2 separate regions of the Homo sapiens genome follow, and region 2 is linked to region 1. A link is a loop called in an ENCODE intact Hi-C map of the cell type or tissue named here. Cell type or tissue: HepG2. All regions are shown on one strand.

Evidence for each region. Peaks named below come from ENCODE experiments on the same cell type or tissue, not always from the same donor. Only the 100,000 strongest peaks of a DNase experiment are listed, where the experiment ranks them.
Region 2: a loop joins it to region 1, with 10 times the contacts of the local background. A loop is called at or near these places in 1 of 110 quality-filtered maps.

Annotation. Positions count from the first base shown.
Region 1 is chr10:44,254,929-44,262,928 of GRCh38, forward strand. No RefSeq gene overlaps it. Among named protein-coding and RNA genes, the nearest start is that of LINC02881, 34 kb to the right of the region's middle. RefSeq lists enhancers at 5,725-7,909, 5,898-5,957, 6,968-7,047, 7,148-7,277. In HepG2, no CTCF peak of the experiment used is centred here; a DNase peak (open chromatin) is centred at 4,423.
Region 2 is chr10:44,946,501-44,954,500 of GRCh38, forward strand. All of the region lies in intron 1 of TMEM72-AS1 (TMEM72 antisense RNA 1), which reads right to left. Among named protein-coding and RNA genes, the nearest start is that of TMEM72-AS1, 9.2 kb to the right of the region's middle. RefSeq lists an enhancer at 1,332-1,571. In HepG2, a CTCF peak has its summit at 3,065; DNase peaks (open chromatin) are centred at 3,606 and 6,441.

The sequences.
Region 1 (8,000 bases):
AAAAGACTGCAAATAGGGGGCAGTGTATACTGCTCAGGTGGTGGGTGCACCAAAATCTCACAAATCACCACTAAAGAACTTACTCATGTAACCAAATACCACCTGTACCCCAATAACTTATGGAAAAATAATAAAATAAATAAATAAAAATAAAACTAGCTACAAAATAAAAAAATAATTTTCACAGGAATGACAACTCATTTGTACCCATATCTCATTGGTTTGAATAAATTTACTTATATTAAATAACTTTGATAACAAGTATAAGAGTTATAAATAGATATGAGGAAAATGAAGACAGACCCCTGACAAGCATCCAGCTCACATTAGGTGGGGAGGTACAGCCAGAGTGGCCCAGGAAGCAGGAGCTTTGCCTGCCTTCTGCATGTGCACAGCAGAGTGGACTATGTCCAGGAGTCCAGAGAATCAGCTGAGGGGCTGCTTGAGAAAGCCTCAGAGTACATGGTGACCATTTTCTTAGAATGCACTCCCCAGTTCACCTGACCATCTTCTTCTAATTATTTATTTGTGCTTTAGCTGTCTCCTCTGCTAAACCTTTCCTGTCTTTATTCCAAGACTACCTTTCCTAGATACTTCAATTGCACCTAGAACTTTCCATTAATACCAAACTTAAAACATCACATTGCAATTGTGTTTCCATTTTTAATCTTTGCTACTAAATTATAATTTCCTTCAATCAGGTCCTATACCTTATTTACCATTATTTTCCCAGAGCCCAGCATAATGTCTCTCTCATTGCAAATATAAGTGTTTATGAAAGAACAGACAAATCTAAAATGGCCCAGTCCTACTGGACCAACAAACAAACAAACCCACAAAACCTAGACTAAGCTTTCAAAGCTTGTTCTTCTTAACTGATACCTTTCAGTCAACCTTACCTGCCCAAATACTGTATATTCTACGATCAACACGTGCAATGCTGCTTTAAATTTTCACTGGGCACCTTGGGAGACCAAGGTGGGCGGATAATGAGGTCAGGAGATTGAGACCATCCTGGCTAACACGGTGAAACCCTGTCTCTACTAAAAATACAAAAATTAGCCAGGCGTGGTGGCACACGCCTGTAATCCCAGCTACTCGGGAGGCTGAGACAGGAGAATCGCTTGAACCTGGGAGGCAGAGTTTGCAGTGAGCTGAGATCGTGCCACTGCACTCCAGCCTGGGCGACAGAGCAAGATTCCGTTTAAAAAAAAAAAAAAAAAAAAAATTTTTTTTCACTGGGAGCCTCCTCACTGCTGTTCCAGATCCACTGGGTTTTCTCTTGGCTTTCGCGTCCTGCTTATGCCTCCCAGTTCCTCCCCTTGACCTGGTGTTGGGATCTGATTTCCCTGGGCATCTGGATTGAATCCACCCTTCTGGCTCTTCCCACATTGGTAGATTTTAGAGAGAATATGCTGTCTGGTGCTGATCCTGGTGATTCAACCCTCCCTGTCTGTGCCTGCTCTTACCAGTGTTGGCCTTGAGGGAGAACGGTTGTAGGTGGGCTGGAGAGTTCTTTGGTGATGCCATACCTGATGATCTCATACAAGTGTCCCCAAAGTAAGTGCATCCCTTATGACAACTTCCTAGCTGGGGTTCTTTAATTTTCCAGGGTAGCCCCTATTAAGTCTTAAATTCAAAGCCAAAGTCTGGACCAAAGTCTTAGAGGACCAAACAGAAGTTTTAAAATTCCCTGTACTATGTTTACCAGAAGGTTGAGAAACTTCTTTGCTGGAAAGATTACTTGTCTCCTGACCTGTGATTCTAGAGTCCTCACAGTGGAATTTCAGGTCTTCTCCATGATAGGTGGACACAGTAGGCAATGTTCACAGTGAACAGACTGGTCAGGTAACCATGAGGAAAAAGTGACCCAAGTTATGCAGAAATACTCGCTTGTAGCAAATATCAAGGCCTAGAAAATCAGAATTCTGTATCAACCCAGGTGTTTAAATTGGATCAACCAAGACTGCAACCTAATGCCCCTCAACAGGCCATATCCCCCCTAAGAACCCTTGGTTTGTGTATGTTACGAACTTCTCCATGTCATCACATAGCATGGGATTCCAGTATGTGTTACTTTTTGCTTCTTAGATTGGTTGCTTTTGCTTAGACTGATGGCCTTAGGGCAGTTTTAAATGGCTGTCTTGTAATATGATCAGGTAAGAATATCTGGGAAACCTTGTATGTTTTAATTGGTAATGGTTATGCCAATAATTCTTGATGAATACACTGAAGCCAGGAGTCTCCTTTTTGCATCGTGTTTACACTTCACATCAACCAGGAACCCAATCTGAGAAGTTTTCCCTGGACCAAGGGAGAAAGAATGTAGCTCCGGGAAGGAATCAAGCCTGGCTAACTCTCAGTGAAAGGAAATGGTGTCTGATCTTGCTAATTCCTGCTTCAAGTATTAAAATCTCAAACAAAACATAATGTATGTGTGCACACGGGTGCATACACACACACACACACACACCCCACCACTGACAACAATAACAACCTCCACAAGGGGAAGCCATGCTTCCGTAAGCACAATTGAAAGATTTCTGAACCTCAGACCAGAGAGCCACATGATTTTTCAGTCAATTATTGTCTCTCTTGCACTCCCAAGACTGAGCTGTAAGAAAAGCTAAGGCATCACATGGCATCCATGGGCCCAGCCGATTGCCACTGCAAGTCATGGCTCTGCACATGAGAGAAACTATAGGGAGAGCTGGGACCTGGGAAGGAATGGGCAGTCTTGAGTGGCAGAGAACTTAGAGCAAGAGAGGGACTGGAGTAGAGCTGGCAGCACCATGAAGGCCTCTCCTGCAGGAGCTGCTAAGTTAGCTCTGGTCAGCACCTCCCAAACACACCTGACCCTGGGATTAAAATTATGATGTTCTGATAAAACACTAATTAAGGGTTAAGAAGATGGAGTACATACTTGCCTCAAAATAGGAAAAATCAAAATTTTAATATTTTGGAATCTGTAATAGAAAAAAACACATCAATTAAAAAACACTTTTTCACAACATACATTTTGGTTGCTTATAGTAAGTATAGCATTCCCTCATTCCCACTTTGAATCTTCCTTTCTCCACCCTGAGAGGCAGTGAATGTTGAGATCCGAGCCTCTCTTTATCAGAGGGTTTAGAGAACTGGCCACCAGCTGGACTGAAGGAGATTGTGCTGTCCACCTCTTCTGCCCCCATGGGACTGGAGCCAGGTCTCTGCCCAGCTGAGAGACAGCTCCCACATGGGTACCCCTGGGCCTCCAGAGGGCTCCTCCTGCAGACTCACTCCCAGCCCTGACTCACTCCTAGGTTCTCCTTGAAGACCAGCATTAGCAAGTCCCAGCCCAGCCCTCTCCCCGGGGCTCCCCCTGTTGAAATGCTCCTCCTGGCACTCACCTGCAGCCACAGGTGCCAGGAGGGGACAGCAGCAAAGACGGAGGAGCCCCTCCTGGGCTTCAGCTGCCTATTTACTAAAGTAGCTTAAATTAAATGCACTTTGGAGTGTGAGAATTAATTTTTTTCAATTAAAAAATATTTTTAGAGAGTTGTAGGTTCACATGCAGTGGTAAGAAATATTACAGAGATTCTCCAGTTTCCCCTAGTGGTAACATCTTACATAAGAATAGCTGTCATAACCAGAAATTCACATTGATCCAAGGATCGACTTTATTCAAATTTCATCAGGCTCACATGCACTCATTTGTGTGTGTGTGTTTGGTTCCATGCAATTTTATCATGTGTCCAATCATGTGACTGCCACAGTCGAGATACAGAGCAGTTCCATCACCAGGAGGGCCCCTGGTGTTACCTTTCTAATTGTTTTCTCCTCAGCCAGGTGTATGCAGATGATACTTGGGAGGTACTGAGTGTGACTGCATCATGGCAAATGGTGTCAGCATGTGGTATGTACCCAATGTTTGTATCCCTCAAATTCATATGTTAAAATCCTAATGCCCAAGGTATTAATGCCATGGTATTTGAAGGTGGGGCCATTGGGAAATGATTAGGTCGTGAGGGAAGAATCCTCATGAATGGGATTAGTGCCCTTAATAAAGGGACCCCAGGGGACTTGGTCATCTCTTCCACCATGTGGAGACACAGCCAGAAGGCGCCATCTGTGAACCAGGGAGCAGGTCTTCACCAGACACCAAACTGCTGGTGCCTTTGTCTTGTACTTTCCAACCTCCAGAACAGTGAAAAATAAATGTTTGTTGTTTAAGCCTCCCAGTCTATGATAGTTTTGTAATAGCAGCCTGCACTGAGACAGCATATGCTGTTTCCTCTCCTCTTCCTGCAGGGGATCTTTGGAATGGGGGAAGGGGACCAAAGAGTCACCCTGCCCCTCGACATCAACCAACAAAGAGAGCACAGATGAGAGGAAAAACAGGTTTGTCAACAGATCCCCCGCTCATGGGGATGAAAAGTCACATAACTTCCCAGACTGTTTCCACACCTTTGAAATGAGTACTAGGTTGTGCCTGCCAGAGAGCACAGGGCTCCTGGGGCCCAGGGGGAGGTCCTCTCTGTAGATGGCCTTTGAACCTTGGCCCATTTCTTTCACAGGATGGCTCCGGGATTGAGGGAGCATGTGACGCCAGATTCACAGATCACCTGGTATCAGCCATGTGTAGGAGAGGACTAGTCCAGCAGCTACTCACTCCTTGGGGCAGATGGCTTCCTGGGTGTGCATTTTCATGTTGACCCACGGCTTCCTCAGCTGGCTGAGACCAGAGTACTCACAGACCTGGGAGATTGACACATGGTGCCAGGTGGCCATGGAACCTCCTTCCTGGATTCAGGACTCCCTCAGCGTAAATCTGGGAAAGCTGTTCCTGGAGCTCCCGGCCCATGAGGGTGATGCACAGCCTTCTCCCTAAGCCTCATGGACTTGGACTTGCTGTGATTCCCACAGTGACCTCATCAGCCCCTGTCACAGGAACAAAATATGCCAGCACCGCCCTTGACTTTATAGGTCCTGGCAAGGTGGGAGACACTTGGTTTTCACAATGTCTTGGTCTCCTTAAATTCTAGGGGAGTTGTGCCAAAAGGTGGCATCACTGTCCACAGTCCAGGACTCGGAGGAGGTTACTTCACACACTTGCCAACTCAGGTGTGTGTAGAACAATTGAGGTAGTGTTCTAAGCTGTTTCTGTGTATTCTCTCAATCCTCACAGCATCCCAATTAGGTAGGCGCTGTTATCTCCACATTTTGCTGATGAGGAAACTGAGGAACAGAGAGGTTGAGTAAATTATCCCAAATTACACAGCTAATTGAGAGAGCTTAAGGCTGTCCCAAATGACAGTGATGGCTCCCAATTGCTTCAACTTGTTATTCAAAATTATGTCTACCATACATTTTCTCTTTCTCTCACTGACAACTTACTAGCCATCAAGTTAGAAATTTGAGAGAAAAATAAATAAGATAGAGGATTTTATCATCCTTTCACTGCACATCCTTTTAAATCTCCAAATCAGAGTGGAGGTGTTGGGGGCAACCTCGGGTCAGGGGGAGCAGAGGTGTGACATCCGGAGGGAATTCAGGGGGAATTCCCAGCGAGCAGGCCCATTCCTCCCCAGATGTGCCTATTTGGCCCAGAAGCAGCAGAGCGTGTCCTTGTGGGAGTTTCTCACCTCCTGCTGGAAAGCCCTGGCCTATACTCTCCTGCCTGCGCCCCGCAGACCCAGCCTGAGCCCTGAGATGGGGATGGGCTGAGCTCCTCTGTAGGCAGCCGCAGCCCATTCCCATAGATACAGAGGAGACCCAGTGGGGAGGGCTCTCACCCTGCCGCCACCACCAAGCCTGTGCAGCTGGGTGCTGAGGGCAGGCCGACTCGGGAACCCACACATCCAAACAGCCCCGGGGCGCACTTGGATGGGTTCCACACCAAGAGCTGCTGAGTGCAGGGCGGACTGGATGGAGCAGAGATGCCTCAACAGCATGGGCTAGAAGTGGGCCTGACAAGGCAGAAAGAGGCTCATGGGGTGGGATTAGGGACTCCCCAGCCAGGCCCAGGGCGTCTGTGTACAGTGAGAGGAATGGCTCCCACTGTGAGATACAGGCTGGCCTCAGAAAATCAAACGCAGATGGGAAGGAAAGTGGGGAGCAGAGGGTGGCTCAGAGCCAGGACTTGGGTCTCTCCCAGGACTTGGGTCTCTCCCAGGGCTTCTATGGGAGCCTCTCCCGGTGCGTGGGCTAAGCCCTGTTCCATAGCAGTGATGAGGGAGGGACCAACCAAGGTGTGTGTGCCTTGGGGCCCCCATCTTGGCACCAAACCTTGAGGACATGGTCTCCCCTGCATCCCTCCCACACCCACGTGTGCCCTGGGTTCAGGTGAACAATGAGTGCAGAAGCCTAGTGAGCTAGAGAACCCTGCTCTTGGAGTTGTCCCTGCAGTCCCATCAGGCGCTGCGTATCAGAGCTGCACACCTGCACCAGCAGAAGGAACAGGACCCCAGGCTGCAGTGAGCAGGCGACCTCAGCGCCCTCTTCACTGAAGCACTGGAGCCTGGGCGGGTTTCCATCAGCGGAGTCAAGTAATTGAGCTCAGATTAGATTAAACCCAGACGCATCCCGTGTTTAGTGCCAATTACTCACGGCCAGCAGAGGCGGGCAAGGGGTCTGGACTGTGTCACGTCGTGCCTTCTTGGAGGCTGACTGCTCCCTCCAGCTCAAGGTGAGTTGACCCGAAATACCAACAGTCGTGTCGCTGGCTGTGTTTCACCTCCACCTGGCACTTTGCATGGATCTGATGCTGCTCAGGTGGGCGGCTCCTCTGCCCCCTGTTTACAATGGGGGTCAGAGCTTTGAACCCTCTGTCCTTGCCATCATTGGCTGGGCTGGCAGCAGAACAGAGGCCCACCTTGCACACCTCACTCACCCAGGCACAGGGCACAAGTGGGCATCTGGCCCCTGCATGCCCTCGGGAATCCCCATCACTATCTGGAGATTGCCACGTGAGTGAGGCGTGGGAGGCCAGGCAGGCAGGATGTGGGGGTGCTGCGATTTGTCATCTAGTGCTGAGTTTACAGCTTGAGAAGAAAACAACCCAGATTTAAGTGCTTTACTTCCTACTGGGAAATGGCTTGACTGTAGCCATGGCCTTAAGCCCAGGGCCGAGAAGCCCCAGCTGCACCCCCTTGGAGGCTGAGAGTGGCCTTCAAGCCAGCCCCAGCTCACAGCCCAGCTTGAAGGCACAAGCAGGGACAAGGCCACTGCAAGAAAAGCAATGAGTCCAGAGAAGGGCATTCAGGCTGGAGAGCTTGGCACTTGGAGTAGAATGAGTTATGAGTCTGAACCAGGGAAAACACTGGGGAGAAACTTGGGATGAAGCAGCAGGGCACTGGGTTGAGACTGGAGGTTTGGGAGGATGGCTCAGCGCCCTTACAGAGGTGGAAGGGATCCAGTGGTGACCACAGCATAACTGGGGGTGTGACAAGGCCCAGAGTTGAGCTCTGCCTGTGAAGATAGAGAGGGGAAGAAGGCACCTTTGCTGGGATTTCTCTTCTCATGTTTCGATGCACCTTTTTCCCATGGTTATTAATTACTCTTTTAGTGAATAAAGGCTGTGTATTAGTTATTTATTGTTGTGCAACCAGTTGCCTTAGAAAATAGCATCTCCAAACAGAAAAAATTGATTATCTCACACAGGCTTTGAGGATCAGGAATCTGGGAGCAGCTCACTTGGGTGGTTGTGGCTCTGGTTTCTCAAGAGGTTGCAGTGAGGACGTCGGCTGGGGCTGGATCATCTGCAGGCTCAACTGGGGCTGGAGGACCTGCTCTCAGGATGGCTTCCCTCATGGCTGTTGGCTGGAGGCCTTGGGTTCTGGATGACTGCTAATAGGAGACCTCCTTCCATCCATGTAGACTTCTCCACAGGGCTGCTTGAGTGTCCTCACTTTATGGCAGCTGGCTTTCTCCAGAGCAGGAGATCCTGATGACTTCTGAGATGGTTCCCTACATTCCATCCCCTGGCGTACACACCCTGTGCAATCCCCTTCCCTTGAGTG
Region 2 (8,000 bases), 690 kb after region 1:
TCTGCAACACAGGGCCAAGTGGGATGAGACACACCAGCATCTTGCCCCTCCTGGAGTGAAATTATAGCCTAGACTGAGGGCTACAGGGAGAGGAAGCCCCTGTGTTCTTGACCACACCTGCCCAGAGTAAAGACCCTAGAGCAGAGTTTCCATAAGGCAGAGCTGAGAGAGGGTAGGGGAGTGGGTCATGGTTCAAATGCCATGGACCCTCCCTCACTGTTTTTACCAAAATTTAGTAGATTTTATTAAATGAATGTTTCTCCATTTGCTGTGTGCCCTTAGGACAATTTCCAGAGATTTAAATGAATTAATATTTGTCATTTTCTCCAGTAAAATAGTTGTTTTGCTATAAAACGGGGCATCTGAGCTACTGAGTCCTAAAGTACTGCTCCTAATTTTTACTTTTTTACCATGACCATGAGGAAATAGAGTGCACTGATGAGAACTTTGACCATCAAGTACACAAGACCTAGGCTTGAGCCCTATATCTGCCCTTCACCAGCTGTGTGACCAGCTAGTGGAACTCCTCTGAGCCTGTTTCTCCATTTGTAAAGAAGCAATAATGGATTCTGGATATTAGCCCTTTGTCAGATGAATAGATTGCAAAAATTTTCTCCCATTCTGTAGAATTGAACAATGAGAACACTTGGACACAGGAAGGGGAACATCACATACCAGGGCCTATTGTGGGGTGGGGGGAGGGGGGAGGGAAAGCATTAGGAGATATACCTAATGTAAATGATGAGGTAATGGGTGCAGCGTACCAACATGGCACATGTATACATATGTAACAAACCTGCACGTTGTGCACATGTACCCTAGAACTTAAAGTATAATAATACAAGAAGAAAAAAAAAACAGAAAAAAAGCAATAATAATGTACTGACATCCACAAATGGCTAAGAATTAAATATTATGATATAAGTGAAGTATTGGCAGGATCTTCCTGGCCCCGGAATGCTTCTTTCCTGGGACATTGGTGCCTACAGCTGCTCTGGGGCCATTTGCTCCCTTCTTGCAGGAATGCAGCTCTCTCTGCAGGCTGGAAGTCACGCTCATCAAGCCCTGTCTGCTGCTGTCAGCTCAGCCTAGAGCCCATACCTTGCTGATGGCATGTTTGCCTGAGAAACAAACTTCATTCCCTTTTCCTGGAATTCTACCCCATCTCACTCCTCACCAATCTCTCAAAGAGAACTTATCCTTTGGTATGTCCAAATGGGAAAATCTCTTGCTCCATTCCCTGTGTGCCCAAGATTTCAAGCTTTCTCTGCAAGCTGGTCAGCCATCCAGCTGTCATCTGTCCCTCAAAGCCCCGGGCTCAGCTGCTAGCCTGCTGATGAACAGTCAGCTGTTTGACTACCTGGAAAGGGGAGCAAAAGGGTAGTGTTCTTGGGAGATAAAGAGGAACTGTCTCTGTTGGCCAAAATGGGGATTTCCCATGGGACTTGCTTGACTGGCTGAATGGCTTGTTACGGTCCACAGAAGAAGGAAGAACCGAGTCATGATCTTTGCACAGAAGAGAAGAGGTATTTCGAGAAGCCAAGTTGCAGTTAAGTGGAATGTTATGCCCTGAGTTTCCCATTATGACAAGGGTGAGACAGCTGCATAGAAAGAATAGCAGCATCCAGGAAGTCAGGAGTCCAGGAGTATGGTCCCACTTGACTCTGCTGGGATTTGGAGTCTTGGGTCATTCCCCACATGAAACCCAAGGGATAAGGCCATCCCAAAAGGTCCTGCCAGCTCCAAGCCTCAGGGATGCCCAGCTGTGCACATTACCAGGGGGCATTTGCCCAAACTTAAGAGCAAGCCCAAGGAAAATCCAGCACTGAGTCTAAACATATGCTGTGCAATTCTTTTTACAGTATGAGCTTCTGGAAAGCTTGCATAGTCTCAGGACAGGGATCTGGAGGAAATGGGGAGCATCAGAACCACAGAAGGTTGTACTGGGAATAACTGGGGCAGGAGCAAAAGCCCATCCAAGCAGATGTTTACCACCTCATTGATATGGAAGACTCTGTGAGTTTCAAATCAAATTTCCCTTTAAAGAGCAGATAAAGAGTAAAGCAAATGGGCCATGCCTTTGATTATTCATTTGTCCCTAAATAGGTGCTTCTACCTGAGGCTGCACACGCTCCGCCAGGGGTGAGGATGCCACCAGCCCACTATAGCTTCAGTTTCCAGCTTCCAGGAAACTGGATGAGGTATTTGCAGGCCCCAAGTCTTGAGTTCCTCTTTCCACATTGAAACATGTTCCTTTCTTTTAAACCAACAGCACCAGCATAAACTTAGAGAATAGGTTGCTAAGGGCAAAAGTCGGTTTAACTCAGCAAACATTTACTAAGCACCTACTGTGTGGACCAGGCATCACACAAGGTGCTGGGCTGAAGGAGTGAGTCTGGCATGCTGTGTGCTCTCTAGACAAGCCAAATGTGTGACTGACATGAGGCAGACATGGCACTACAGTAAAATCACAAACAGTATGCTATGAGAGAGGAAGTCAGGCAGAGGGAAGTCTGGGAAGGTAGATTTGAGTTGAGCTTCGGAAGCAGAGCTGGAATCTTATCATGCACATCATTGTCTATCTTGGGACAAAGGAAGCATGGCCAAGTCCATCAGAGTCTGAAGCAGGTGGATTTATTTTCCATATGTAACAAGGCGTTTGTGCAGTAAAAAGAATATAAGGCAAGCAGGCGTATCAACAACAATGATGATAATCACTGAGAGCACTGAGACCTCAGTGGATTCAGTGCTTTGCCTGCTCCATCTCCTCTAATCCCCAGAGCCTGTGAGGCCAGGTCCCTTACAGCCCCATTCTATAGATGGGAAACCACAGTGCGTGGTAATTTGCACACAGCTAAAAACAGGTAGAGCCTGTATTCATTCCAGGCTCAGAGCAGAGATTCTTAATGCCATCAGGAAACTAAAGTCTGAGGCTGGCCACAGACCTCACCTGCCTGATGGCCTGGGCCTCTCTCCTCTCATCATCTGAACAAGGGGGGTTTTGACCAGGTAACCCCTAAGGTTCTGTTTCACTCAGTTTGGGCTGCCATAACAAATACCATACACTGGGTGGCTCAAACAACAAACATTTATTCCTCGAAGTTCTGGAGGGGAGGCTAGAAGTCCAAGATCAGGGTGCCAGCATGGTCAGGTTCTAGGGAGGGCTGGCTTCCTGGGTCACAGAGAGCTGCCTGTTTGCTATAGTCTCACGTGGAGGAAAGAAGTCATCTCTCTTATGTCTCTGCTTACAGAAGCACTAATCCTATGCAAGAGGGTTCCATGCAAATGATCCAATCACCCTGCAAAGGCCCTACCTCCTAACGCCATCACACTGGGGATTAGAGCTTCTACATATAAATTTAGGGGAATACAATTCAGTCCATAGCAGGTTCCCTCCAGCTAAGTCACCTGGGATGCTAAGTGTTCGGGGTGGGGTGTGGCAGTGCAGATGAAGAGGAGGAAAAAGTGGCTCATCAATGTGGGGGATAAAGGAAGCATGAGAAAGGGGAGCACTAGCTCAGGTGGAGAAGGCAAATGGAGCCACTCCCCACTTTGGTTGTGACTGCTGCTGACTGCTGGAGGCCTAGTGCCCTTTGAGTTTTCTCTGAGTGACTGATAATTCCTGAGCGGAGCTGGGCCCCAGCAGAGCCTGGGAGCTGTGCCAAGCTCTCCCTCCAGGCCCCAGCCGTGCCACCTCCAAGACCAGAACAAGAACCCTAGCCTCAGCAGGGTCTCCCCAACACCATGCAGATAAAAAGTGGCCAAGAAAATGTCACCTTAAAACTCAGGAACACAGCATGGACATCCAGGCTTCTCCTCAGTTTCCTTCTAAGGGCCCAGGGCTCCTGTTATTCCTGCTTGCTGTGCTCTAATGCCTGGGACTTACAGAGAAGGCTGGCAAACAGAGTCCAGCCAGCACCCAGCCTCCAAAAGCCTCTTGTGCCCTGAGCCCAGAGCTCACTGCCACCTCCCCGAGCCTCCAGCAGCCCATGGGGGCTTTTCTGGTCTCAGGCCCAGCTGCTGCTCTCCCCTTCACCAGAGCATTTTCAGTTCCCACTTCTCTGGCCTGAGTGGCCCCCTGTGCTCCTGGCCACACTCCTTCTCTCTCTCCCCATCTCTAGGTCCTCTCCCAGCTGCCCCAAGCCTCACTCCTCATGCATGGTGCTCTCCCGAGGAGCTGCTCTCCCAGACTTCCATCTCTCCAGCCTGTTCCCTCTCTCCCTCTTGAGACCCAGCTCACACATTGCAGGCCGTGATCTCGCCCCTGGAATAGACCCCCTCAGCTGCTGGGACTCTGCAGGGTTGTGGCAGGCATTGCACGGCTTCTCCCAGGGGATACTATTGACCCCGTTTTCTGATGGAGCTTGAATTGTCCTGGCTCATGTACCTTCCTCCCCTTGGCCAGCCATGTCCTGCATTGGGTTAGTCACAGTGGTCCACCCTTCCCAAGGTGCCTGCACCCTAGTCGTGGCCAATGGGAAGAAAGGGAAGGTGACTGGGAAGCTTCTGGGAAAGGTTTCCTTCCCTCAGTACTAAAAGGATCCCCAGGTGAGGCGCCATGGCTCACACCTGTAAATCCAGCACTTTGGGAGGCCAAGACGGGAGGATTGCCTGAGCCCAGGAGTTTGAGACCAGCCTGGACAACAAAGTGAGACCCCGTTTCTACAAAAAATTAGTCAGGTGTGGTGGCATGTACCTGTGATCCTAACTACTTAGGAGGCTGAGGTGGGAGGATCACCTGATCCTGGGAGGTCAAGGCTGCAGTGAGTTGTGATCGTGCCACTCACTCCAGCCTGGGAAACAGAGTGAGACCCTGTCTCAAAAAATAAAAAAATAAACGGAGCCTCATTGGAACACTCTTCCTCTTCTTCCCCTGAATGTCGGCATGTCTGAGGGAAAGCACAGAAATCATTTGCAAATATCAAGGAGAATTAAACCAATATGCTGAAGATGGCAATGAGCAAAGAACGAACGAACTTGGGTCCTTCAAGATTACTTTGAGACACTGAATAAACCAAGTCTGGAGCTACCCATTGCTGGGGATTTTTATTACGTGAGGTCATAAAATCCCCATTGTTTGGGTTTTTTACTCCTCACAACTAAAAGCATCCCAGCCCAGAGTGTCACTTATCCACGCCCTTCACCATGTTTGGCGGGGAGAAAATATCCCTGCCAAAGGGAGATACCATATAAACTCTTCTTCACCTATGGCCCAAATCAGGCCCTCTGCTTATTTTTGTAAATAGTGTTTTATTGGAACACAGCCACACTCATTCACTTACATATTGCCTATGGTTGCTTTTGCTTGAGCAGTTGCAAGAGAGATAGTGCAGCCTGCAAATAGGAAAATATTCATTATCTGGCCCTTTACAGAAAATGTTTGCCAATCCCTAAGGTCGACTCATTAGACCAATGGAGCAGCAAAAATTTCTCAAAAATTGCCACAGGTTGCACAGGTAGATGAAATCCCAGGAAAAAGAGGCACCGTTACATGCTAAGGAACCTTGGAATGCCCTGGCATCAGGCCACACTCTGCTACAGAGTCTGTCCTGATAAAACATGAGTACGAGCTGTGGGTCAAACTCTCCATGCTTACTGGTTGTGATGGTTAATTCTAGGTGTCCACTTGGTTAGCCTATTGTGTGTCTGATCGAACATCAGTCTCGATGTTGCTGTGAAGGTATTTTTTCAGATGACACATACATATAAATCAGCAGACTTTGAGTAATGAAGACTTCCCTTTGTAATGTGGGTGGGCTTCATCCAATCAACTAAAGGCTTTAAGAGCAAAGATTGAAGTGCCCTGAAAAAGAAGCGATTGTGCCTCAAGACTGCAACATGGAAACCCTGATTCAGTTTCCACCTTGCTGGCCTGCAGATTTCAGACTCAACACTGTAACATCAACTTACCTGAATTTCTAGCCTGCTGGGGTCAGCCCGGCAGATTTTGAACTTGGCAGCCCACAATTACATGAGCCAAATATTCCTTATAATCTATCTATCTAGCTGTATAGTGAACTACCTAGCTAGCTACACCCATGTCTTTCTTGACCTCAATGGGAGATATATGTAAATATATATACTGTTTCTCTGGAATAACCCTGATTAATACACTAATCATTCTAATTCTGTCTCAGTTGTAAGGTCGACAGCTTATTCATTATTTTGAGAGCATTCATTTTCAAGGTAAAAAGACAGAGATGATCCCCAAATGAGACAAAACTTAAGACAATTTGCAATTACATGGCTCTATCCTTTCTTAAACACTAGTCCTTAGTTCACAGTTAGGAGGACTGGGAAGGCAGCTTGGGCATGGGCAGCCCCCATCAAACGGGAGGCTGAACAGAGGTGGCTTTGATGGCAGGCTGGGAGGTGAGGTCAACTCAACTGAAGCATCTTTAAACACAGGGTTAACAGGTCAAGTCTAGCTAGCTGTGGGGCAGTTTGGCCCTTCCCCCTTGGGGAATGTTTTACATTCCTTGGAAGCTGCATACTTAAAAGAGATAGACAGGACAGAGCTTCCCTCCAGGACATGGGAGTAGCCACATTGTCTGGCTGGTGGGTTTTCCCAGAATACCCTGAGGATGGTGTGTTTTAAAATGTGCAGTCCAGGAGCTGGACAGATCGCCCTTGTTTGTGCATATGTGCTGTGCCCTCTCAAGGTTCCTTTCCTTTTCCATCTGGGAGGTCTCCACTTCCTTTGGCTGTTTCACATCCTGGCTTGAGGGAAGGTCCTGATCACTTACTAGTTCACAGCTTTGCATCTCAGTTATATCTCACCATTCATAAGAATTCTGGAGCCCAAGCTGCAACACCAGGCTCTTTGTGGAGGAAAATCCATTTTTAAGACATTCTCCTTTGAGAAGCGCCGTCCTTCTGTAAACCCTCCTACACTGAACTGTTTTGTGCCTACTTTCCTTTTACAGTGCTGCTGTTTGTTAAATGATCAAAATATTGACCAACATAAAGCTGCTTTCTGATGTTAAAATTAGAGTTATATTGAAAATGCAGTTTGTTCAGGAGTCTTGCATCACCGTAATTATTTTTGTCTTATTTTTAAGATGTTATCAACTCACAGCAGTTACAACGCCCATTAATAATAATCAGCTTACCAGGAGCCCCACACTCTCTGTGCCCCACAGGAGAACAGCCCAAGGCAAAGGTAGAAGGGTGGTGAAGTGTGGATGGGTGGGGAGGTGACACAGTCCTGGGGAGGCAGGGGCAGCCTAGGAAAGTGGAGAGATGTCCTTTTCCAGCCTTTGTTCTGTTGGATAAATCTATATCTATATCTAGATAGATAGATGGATGGATAGATAGATAGATAGATAGATAGATAGATAGATAAATAATTTCCAGTAGCAGGAAGATAGGGAGGTGAGGACAAAGGGAAAAAGCTATCAACAAACCAGGCCTAGTTATGTTCTCTGCATGTGGGCTTTCAGACCATCCTTGTCCTCACAGATGTGTTTGGAGTAGACATGTGTTAGATAGCTTACCCTTTTCTCAGAGACCAAGTAGAGACCAAGTGCTTGAGCCAAGTACTTATTTTTTCCTCAAAAGCAAGTTTCAGCAGCAATTTTTAACTATACCATCTTTTAAAGCAAGCTCCCCCCATCCTAGGAAACTCTGTGCTCAGGCACTTATTAGTTCTGCAGGGTGGCATGCAAAGGCTTTTCTAAAGCATAATCATAATGGAAAAATAATACATAAAATCTGTGCACTTGTGTGTGTGTGTTTAACAAGAAGGCACTTATGCAGCATACATCATTAAACTTTATGTGCATTTGGAGAATAAATTATCATTTCTAGCCTGCCTCTGGTATGGGTTGAAGAGTAAAATACATTAACCTAAAGTTATTATTTATATGCTAACAAATGGAGTTAATGAAAACTATTTCACATAGAAAGGAAAGATAAGTGGTATGCAGATTTTTTGAGAATTCACCTGAAAATTGATGGTAAATACAAAGTCTTCTGTACGTTAAGATCATGCAATGGGA